3 separate regions of the Homo sapiens genome follow, and all the other regions are linked to region 1. The links are chromatin contacts, found by Hi-C or POLR2A ChIA-PET in ENCODE. All regions are on one chromosome and are shown on one strand. The core of a region is the stretch at or near the end of the contact, and the rest is flanking DNA. Distances in the headings are between cores, read along the strand shown.

The links. Hi-C counts contacts between places; a loop is a spot of excess contacts on that map. ChIA-PET counts read pairs that join two places held with the same protein, here RNA polymerase II (POLR2A). Pooled maps may share reads with other maps.
Region 2: a map of B cell shows a loop between it and region 1 (11-fold over the local background). The contact joins the promoter of FBXO30 here to the promoter of ADAT2 in region 1. A Hi-C loop is called at or near these places in 1 of 168 maps with a recorded cell type or tissue (B cell), 1 of 37 single-sample maps with no recorded cell type and 11 of 50 pooled maps. POLR2A ChIA-PET finds 5 or more read pairs at or near these places in 2 of 52 experiments (OCI-LY7 and activated naive CD4-positive, alpha-beta T cell).
Region 3: a map of CD8-positive, alpha-beta T cell shows a loop between it and region 1 (35-fold over the local background). The contact joins the promoter of SHPRH here to the promoter of ADAT2 in region 1. A Hi-C loop is called at or near these places in 3 of 168 maps with a recorded cell type or tissue (B cell, CD4-positive, alpha-beta memory T cell and CD8-positive, alpha-beta T cell), 1 of 37 single-sample maps with no recorded cell type and 9 of 50 pooled maps.

What each region holds. Positions count from the first base shown.
Region 1 is chr6:143,449,226-143,452,157 of GRCh38, forward strand. It overlaps ADAT2 (adenosine deaminase tRNA specific 2), which reads right to left and starts at 1,470. Exons shown (of 6, transcript NM_182503.3): 1 at 1,338-1,470. The coding sequence starts at 1,433. It overlaps PEX3 (peroxisomal biogenesis factor 3), which reads left to right and starts at 1,580. Exons shown (of 12, transcript NM_003630.3): 1 at 1,580-1,890. The coding sequence starts at 1,818. It also overlaps the pseudogene RNA5SP221. RefSeq lists enhancers at 476-1,458, 1,261-1,420 and silencers at 501-580, 641-720.
Region 2 is chr6:145,813,518-145,816,217 of GRCh38, forward strand. FBXO30 (F-box protein 30) reads right to left here and starts at 1,278. Exons shown (of 3, transcript NM_032145.5): 1 at 1,086-1,278. The region is part of intron 1 of EPM2A-DT (EPM2A divergent transcript); the gene reads left to right. RefSeq lists enhancers at 687-1,241, 2,299-2,368 and a silencer at 919-1,458.
Region 3 is chr6:145,962,983-145,965,692 of GRCh38, forward strand. SHPRH (SNF2 histone linker PHD RING helicase) reads right to left here and starts at 1,376. Exons shown (of 30, transcript NM_001042683.3): 1 at 749-1,376. RefSeq lists enhancers at 893-1,022, 1,133-1,352, 1,264-2,251, 1,803-1,852.

The DNA.
Region 1 (2,932 bases), core at 220-2,719:
TTATTTAGTAGTGACGGGGTCTGGCTAAGTTGCCCAGGCTGTTCTTCAACTTTTGAGATCAAGAGATCCTCTTGCTTCTGCCTTCCAAAGTTTTGGGATTACAGGCATGAGCCACTGCATCTGGCCATGCTACTTTGTATCTTTTTAAACATGTAGATGTTTTCAAAGAATTTCTAGACCTCTCTGGCTTTGACATTTTTTGTCTCTTAATTGTATTATAAACACCTAGGGATGTGATTCCATAGTTTACGTCCTCCTACACAGGATTAAGGAGGCAGCTGCTTCTTGGGTTTTAGCATATACAAGTTTCTTCAAGGTCTTAAAGGAAAAAAAGTACTTGTTAGGAGGGCTACATGTCACTGGGCAACAGGAACTTTTCAGCTTCATTATAATCCTATAGCACCACCGCTGTATATGTGGTCCTATAAGATTATAATGGAGCTGAAAAGTGCTAGCGAGCTTCTTAACTGGGATAAAAGTTTGTTTGTAAACGTATGTAAATGTATTTACATGTGCTAGCCCAGGGTCAACCTAAAAGGTAGCGAAAGTGTTTAGCCCAGAAGTCTACATAGAAACTAGGGTTGTCTACCTCCATACCACCCTGAATGTCCCCCGATCTCGGAAGCTAAGCAGGGTCAGGCCTGGTTAGTACTTGGATGGGACAATAGGGCTAAGGTGAGTAGATTTAATGCTCCAGGATAACGACCTTTACCGACAGGTCATTGTGTGGCACGTGGCTGTATGTAGTTATTAAAATGTAAATACATATATTTACAAACAAACTTTTTTTCCCAGTTAAGAAGCTCGCTAGCACACAGCATTCTGTTGAAAGCCCCCTTTATTTCGCAGTCCTGAAGGGAGTGAGGGAAGGAAGTAAAAGGGCAGAGGAAATAATGAATGAATGCGAGACGCCGATTGTACAGGGACTTGTTTCCATACTGCTCTCTACCAGAAACGTTCTCAGTTTCCTTCCTTCTGCTGGACATGTTCCAAGGGCCAAAACCTCAAATAATGTGACTTTGTAGATTGGAGAGTGTGTGACCACAGAAAGGAAAGGGAGGCAGCACGTGCCAGCCGGCGACAGAATGTTAAGTCTGCAGCATACTCCACCGCAATGAAACAAATAATTTGTGTATTTCCTCCCCTTCCTTCGCCCAGAGCCACTGTGAGAATGGGCTACAGAAAGTTTCGAGGCAGTAAAGCCAGTTGTTCACCCAGAACATCTGACTGCCATAAAAATTATGGTGACGAGAAAGAACGTTTGCTCAAATGCCGGGGTCGGGTTGAGGGCTGGAGAAAGGTCCCACCCCGCAGCATCTACCTCCCGGGCTCCTCACCATGTGCATCGCCTCCTCCATCCACTTTTCGGTCTCCTCTGCCGACACCGAGCACGCGCCGCTTGCAGCTGGCTTGGGTGCCGCCTTCGCCTCCATACCCAGCCACCACTCAGCTACAGAGCCCGCGGCAGAGGAGGAGCGCGGGCAGCGGAACGCGGCGGGCCCGGGACCCCGTTTCCGGGGGTAGTCTAATGAAAAGGCACTCGGGAGCTATTTCTGAACGGACCTGGGCTTGTCGGACCAGTGAGCGGCGGCGGCTGCGCGGCGGCAGCGGCAGAAAGCGTAGCTGCTTTGCTGTAGTCCACGCCCCCTTGCCGCTCCGGTGACAGTCTCTGCGGAAAGTCACGTTTGTGATTTCGGGAGAGCACAGAACGGGACGACGGCGCTCTTGCTGGGTCATCTGGGCCAGGTGACGAAGAAACAGTTTCCTGGTGAAGCAGTCCCTCACCCCTAGTCAGCCCACACCCCTAGGGCCTAAAGATGCTGAGGTCTGTATGGAATTTTCTGAAACGCCACAAAAAGAAATGCATCTTCCTGGGCACGGTCCTTGGAGGTGGGTGACAACGTGCTTGAAAGGGGGCATTGGGAGAAGGGGGTGGGAGAGGTGACTTCTTCTAAAATAAGGACAGGCCGGGCGATCCTAGTCTGGGATATGTAGAGGGAGTTCGATCAACCATGGGATGAAAAGGGAGGTGGCCAACCTCCAGGGTTCTCCCATCTCTGCAGTTGAGAAATGCCTCTGTGCCCTTTGCCCTGTCACCGACTCTTAACTCTGTTTCTCACCTATCCTTTTTTCTCACGGACCTTTGGAGAACTCATCACAGTTTAAGTTTCTGTTTCAAGGCACCATTCTCTTACAGGAACTTTTTAAAAAAAATTCTGCTTTCCTGTGAGATTCTGCATTTCTCCTTGGCACTCTTGATACTTTGGCTCTCACCCTTCTCAGGAGTTTAATAATAATCTAGGGAAGTTACCTATAGGCTGCACTTCGGGTGGTGGTTAAAGTCGATTTGAATTTTTGAAAACAGCGCAGTTGTCCTAAAGGACTGAAAGATATGGATTAGATAAAGAAAAACAAATCAATATTTTAGCTCTGTTTCTGCCATTTTAGAATACAAACTATGGCAGTAAGAAAAATGCTTGAGGGATGTTGTGCAATCTTCCTCAGGATCTTCAAGGTTGGGATCATTGTAATCTAGCTGACATAACTGAGTTGCACAGGCCCAGAGGAGATTTAGAAACAGATAAGATAAAAATCTTGAGACGCTTTTCCCTCATACAATGCTCATGTGATAATATTCAGGGATTTGAAGGAGGGAATAAAAGTTTTGTGAATTATATGAAAAGGACATCTAGGAACTATAAAAGAGGAAATTTGTTAGAACTTGAGTTTTTGAGAAATAGTCTCATCACTTATTACATGCTATGTTTACAAAAGTACTTAAAATCAAGAACAGAGTTTCCCAAAGAATTTGGTTGGCTTTTCTCTTAGTATTAGATTGTATTCTGTTCTCCCCAAACAATTTGAAATTAACAGTACGTATTAGATTGTATTCTGTTCTCCCCAAACAATTTGCAATTAATACCTTTAGCAT
Region 2 (2,700 bases), core at 28-2,527, 2.4 Mb after region 1:
TTTATGCTACTCTTTTCCTTTTGCCATGTCAACAATTGGACTGCTTTGGAAAACCTTAGTATGAGCAAATGCAAAACCTGTTAATATAATTTCCATAGGTCTCTAAAGAACAAACAGTATTGAAATTTAGCAAATGGAAATTAAAATTTAAAAAGTTTGGGATTTTGTATTAAAAGATTTTAAATTAATCTACACCGATATCAGAATGCCCATAAATAACTTCATCTTGGATCAGAGTCAACGAAGTAATCATGGAATAAAAGGTCAATTCGTTCCCAAGCATCTTTTATCTGGGACTTACAACAGGGCTCAATAAGAAAAACAAGAGAAAGGGAGAGGGAAATGGAGTACTAGGACATTGGTAAACACATACTGTTTTGCCTCTTTGCCTCTATACTCCCAAATATACCCGTTAAAAACATACTGGCAGATTACTTTGAATTCAGCACGCGCTCTATAAACCCCTTCCAAGCAAAGGAGTTCCAAGGCGCAGGTCTTGGAACAACACAAATAACCTCAGGTCTGCAAAATAAGGAAGTTCCCCTTTAATAAGGACCGAGGCTAAGGCTAAGATCCTCTCACTTCCATGAATGGCAAAGTTACCAACTTTGCTCATCCCGTGCAGACAGTGGATGATGCCTCCCCAGTCTTACTTTAAGCCATTTGTCCCCAAATAACCCAAGTTTCTAAAAACCAGACGGAACGAGAAGCTTAGGGTTCCCTAAGTTTAACTCCTCCTTCGTCCCTTCCCAATACAAAGACACACAAACTGGGGGGGACACGGAGGTCGGTGCCCTCGAGGCTTAAGTCGCCATTTGCTGACCTCAACGGCTGGCCCGGCATGCGGCCCGGCGAGGACACGAGCGCGGCGGACGCCCTCTCAGGGCGCCCGGACGGCCGACCCGGGACGCGCATGGACCGGGGTCAGCCGCCTTTCCTCTGCTCCAGGCCGGGCCCGTCAACCCCACGGCCGCCAGCGCCAGCGCCTCGGTCCCGGCCGCGGCCTCAAACTGCCCGGCCGCTGCCTTCGTCCCCGCCGCAGCGCGGACGGCGCCGGCCTCCCCTGCGGGCCTCCCGTCACTCACCGGCCGGCGCGGCCGAACCGCGGCCCAGGCCCTAGCTGCCCTGGACGCCGTGCCCAGCTGCTCCGCTCTGTCCCGGCGACGCTCCGTACCCCACACAGCCGTCCGAACCGCCTCCTCCGCCCCTCTTCCCCAGCCGGGCCGCCGCCTTTTCTCTTCTCCCGGCCTGCTCCAGAGGCAGCCACCCTCCTCGCGCGCCCCGCCCCGCTGCGCCCCGCCCACCCGGCCCGGCTTCTGCCGACAGCTGGGCGGGGACGCGCACGCAGTCCCGGCGGGGACGCGCACGCCGCCCTCTGACCCCGCAGCGTCGTGGCTAGAGTAGGGTCTGGAGAGAGCTCCCACTGTGGCGAGTCCTGTCGTTGGATTCCCGCGGCGCCCCGTAAGGCTCCGCCCCGGCGGTGCTACCAAACCCTGTTCGATTTTAGAATCGTACATTCCCAGAGGGAATCCTAGACCCCTCATTTTACAGTTGAGGAAACAGGCCCAAGTAGCATGACTTGTTCGCGCCGCTAGTCGAAGGAGCAGCAGCCCCGATCCCTTGACTCTGGGGCACTGCTTTCCCTTTAGCTCATTTTTGGAGGAAATGGGTGCGCCCTTGCTCGACCTTTGGTGATTGCCGCCACAGGCCTTCCCGCCGGCTAACTCAGCGTGCCCAAGTCCCGTGACTTAGTGCCAGGACGGTGCTGTGACCCGTTATCCCCTGTCGGGTTTTACCTCCCCCCGGGAGAGCTCAGCCCTGGATCCCGGCGGGCGGCGGAGCCTCTCTGGAGCCCGGACGGGACAGCCCACCAGGGTCTGCTTCTGTGAGGGGCCGAGGCGTCATTCCGCGAAGGTAATTAGCTGGGGAGGGGACTTGAAGCCGCTTTTGCAGTGTACCTTACATATGACTGGGGAGTAAAGAAATCCCACAGGGCTGTATCAAAGAATGGATGGATGTCCACGCCCCCGCTACCACCACCAAGCCTTGGTCTACGGCCGAGGGACAGTGATTCCGAGCTCTGGGTGTTGGGAGCCGCTCACCCGCCCCCACCCCTCTGTCGGGGACTCCTGCCCACCCCGTCGCAAGAGAATTACAACAAAGGAAAGATGGTTGTAATCCTGGCAGTGGGGATGGGGGCAGAGCCAGGAAAACACTGTTGTCATCCTTTTTGTGGCTGCATCTTTACCCCTTGCTGTTGTGCTTTGGGAAAGAGAGCTCACACATAATTTGCTATCCTACAGAGAAAGCCTGTGGGTTTTTCAGATCCGTAAATTAAACAAAACAAAACAAAAACTGAGTTAGGAACTTAGATTACAGAGTAAAGGTTGATTCCTTAAATGATTAACTTTTTGAAAAATTATCTGTTCCCCTTATTTTGCCTGATTTGGCTGTAGACAGGCTCTGGTCCTCGGTTCAGACCTTGAGAGCCACTGTCCAGAGAGCTACATGGTCAGGATGGGGAAACAGGCAGGATGGCCCAGTGGGAGAGGATGTAGGTGCTGCTACACTATAGCCCCGCTCAATGCTCACTGTCCTGGATTGAGTCACAGACCTTTGTTTTGCTTTAGCTGTCCTCTTATAAAGGATCTAAAATAGATTATCTCTAGAGCCCTTTCCAGCTTTAAAATTCTGTGAATC
Region 3 (2,710 bases), core at 126-2,625, 2.5 Mb after region 1:
TTAATAATAAAAGTTTTGTTTTAATAATTCTGTAAGTCCAGCTCCTTTCGGGTGGACAAAGAGGATATACAAGAGCATCTCTCAAAAGTAAACTATTTTATTCTCAATTGCCAGCTTACTGGTTAACTGGTCCTTTAAAGCTCTAGAAAGTGCAGGTTATCGAGCACAGACATAATCATTACAATACTGCTCAGGACTGCTCTGTCTCCAGCATGTTTACTAATCATAAACTAAATAGTCTTTTTTGTGACAGTAGAGATATCATGGATCGTTTCTATTCAAGAGTTTCATCATTCCTACTAATGCCCACTGGAATAATTTAAAGTAACAGTAATAACTTTATCTTATTTTGTTCAGAAAAAGCCCCAAGTTCCTTAAGTTCCTTAAGTACAAGTTGGAAGGCATCAAACATCTCGGATTTCTACCTCGTGCTAATGTCAAACTACTTGGAAAAAGGGCACAAGCTTCCTGGTCATTATTTAACTGATCATTATACAGTGACTATTAATCATCAAATAACACCCTATCTTCGTTCATAAACATAGCAACTACCAGTCAAACTGTACAATGTCAAAGAGTGGTTCTGAATTCGAATGTAATTAATCTGGCTCCAAAGGTAACGGAGAACTTTGAGTGGGACTGAGAAACCTCTGCCTCCCCTTTTACTAATACAATGCCGCGCACAAAGAAGGGAGGCGGCGACCCAGTTCCAGCCTCCGGGGGTAGATCTGCGGCGCACGGTACCCACTCAGTTATCTTCCGAAAGACCCACAAGCGGCTCCCGGAGTCTGAGCGGGGCTGTCAGCGCCGGATCGCTCCCAGCAGGCCGAGCAAACAAGCGACCGCGAGGCCAAGGAGCGTGACGACGGACTCCCGGATCCTAGTGTGTTGGACGCTCGAGACAAACACCGCAGGCCCCAGTGCATGAGGAGAAGCACAGCCTCCTTTCCCACGACCCCACTTTATCCCCGGAGGGACGTGGTGGTCCGAAGTTCGCTAGTCCGGGATCGGGAAGAGGTGGGGAAGACTCGCGCAGCGGCTCCCTCTCAGCCCTTGAGCTTCCCGGGCTCCAGGACAACCAGCGTCCTCCCTCCCTGGTCCCGGAGGCCAAAGACCACCTCCCTCCCTCCCTCCCGACCTCTGACCCCTGACCTTCCATCACCCAAGCGCCTACCCAAGCTGGTTCTCCGAGCCTCTTGAGTCTGTTTGCACCAGGCCTGCGCTCCTCTACAGACCCAGCAGATCACGGGCACGCATTCGCCACCCACCGAACATGGGCTTGAGGTGGGCACGAGCGCTTTTTGCCGGAACGTGTAGGGGTCCCCCGGGAGACCCAGAAACCACAGCGCCTAGCTGCCGGGCGCGCGCTGTAGCGTGGGGTCAAGGCGAACGCGCTCGTCAGAGCACCCCGCCCCCTTTCTCCTGCGCTGGCTTCATGAGTCTCTTCTGCGCAAGTTCACACTGTTAAAAACTTGCTGAGGATACAGTGGAGTCTCGCGATAGCTCTGCCCCACGCCATTAGAGAACACAGGATGGCCGAATGCCCGAAGTAGGGGGCGGGGCTCCCCTTGAAGCGAAGGGCGTGTGTGATTTGTATCTCTAATAAAAAGGCAGGGGCCAGGAGCGGTGGCTCACGCCTGTAATCCCACCACTTTGGGAGGCCGAGGCGGGCGGATTTCCTGAGGTCAGGAGTTGGAGAACAGCCTGGCCAAGATAGCGAAACCCCGTCTCTACTAAAAATACAAAAATTAGCCGGGCGTTGTGGTGCGCGCCTGTAGTACCCGCCTGTAGTCCCAGCTGCTCGGGAGGCTGAAGCAGGAGAATGCTTGAACCTGCGAGGCAGAGATTGAGTAAGCCGACATCTCCCCACTGGGTGATAGAATGAGACTCCGTCTCACAAAAGAAAAGCAGAAAAGAATTCTGCAAAAGCATCTATTTTACTGCTATAAAGCAGCCACTAAGTAGGTACGAATAAAGCTTCTCCCCCTCAAAAACAGACTTTAAAGGGAAATGTGAATAAATATTCAAAGATGAGAGAAACTATTAAATACATGTGTTGCGCTGAAGCTGGCCTTCCACTATTGGTCTTTTTTCCTCTCACCTCTTCCTCATAGAAGTGACCTTAATGTTGGAATAACTCTGAGAGGCTTCAGGGTCAGGAGCCTGTGAAATAACCCTCAGGAAACACTGGGGACTCAGTACTTAGTTAGTGAGTACCTAATAGCAGCTTTTCTGCTGTGGAGGCCTTTTGGGTTGTGTGACCACAGAAGCACTTGAACTAAGTTCTTGTCCAAGTGAATATCGGTTGTAGTTGTGTTAGACAGTCCAGGGTAGTCCATATTTTACTTAGTATATTCCTTTATCACAGATACGAAGCTGTTTCCATAAGCAAATCCCCGCCTCCTTTTATTTTGCTTCCCTTTATTGTACTTTGCAGATAATATGTTTTCCTATAAATTGAAGTTTTTTGGCAACCTTACTCAAGCAAGTCTGTCAGCATCATTTTTCAAGCAGCATGTGTTCACTTGCTGTTCATCTGTTATGGTGATCTATGATTAGTTATCTTTGATGTTACTATTGTAGTTTTTTGGGAGCATTACAAACTCTGCTCATAGAAGATGCTAAACTTAATAAATGTTGTGTGTGTTCTGAAAGCTTCACTATTGGCGCCTGTCTCTCTTCCTCTCTTCAGGCCTCCCTATTCTTTGAG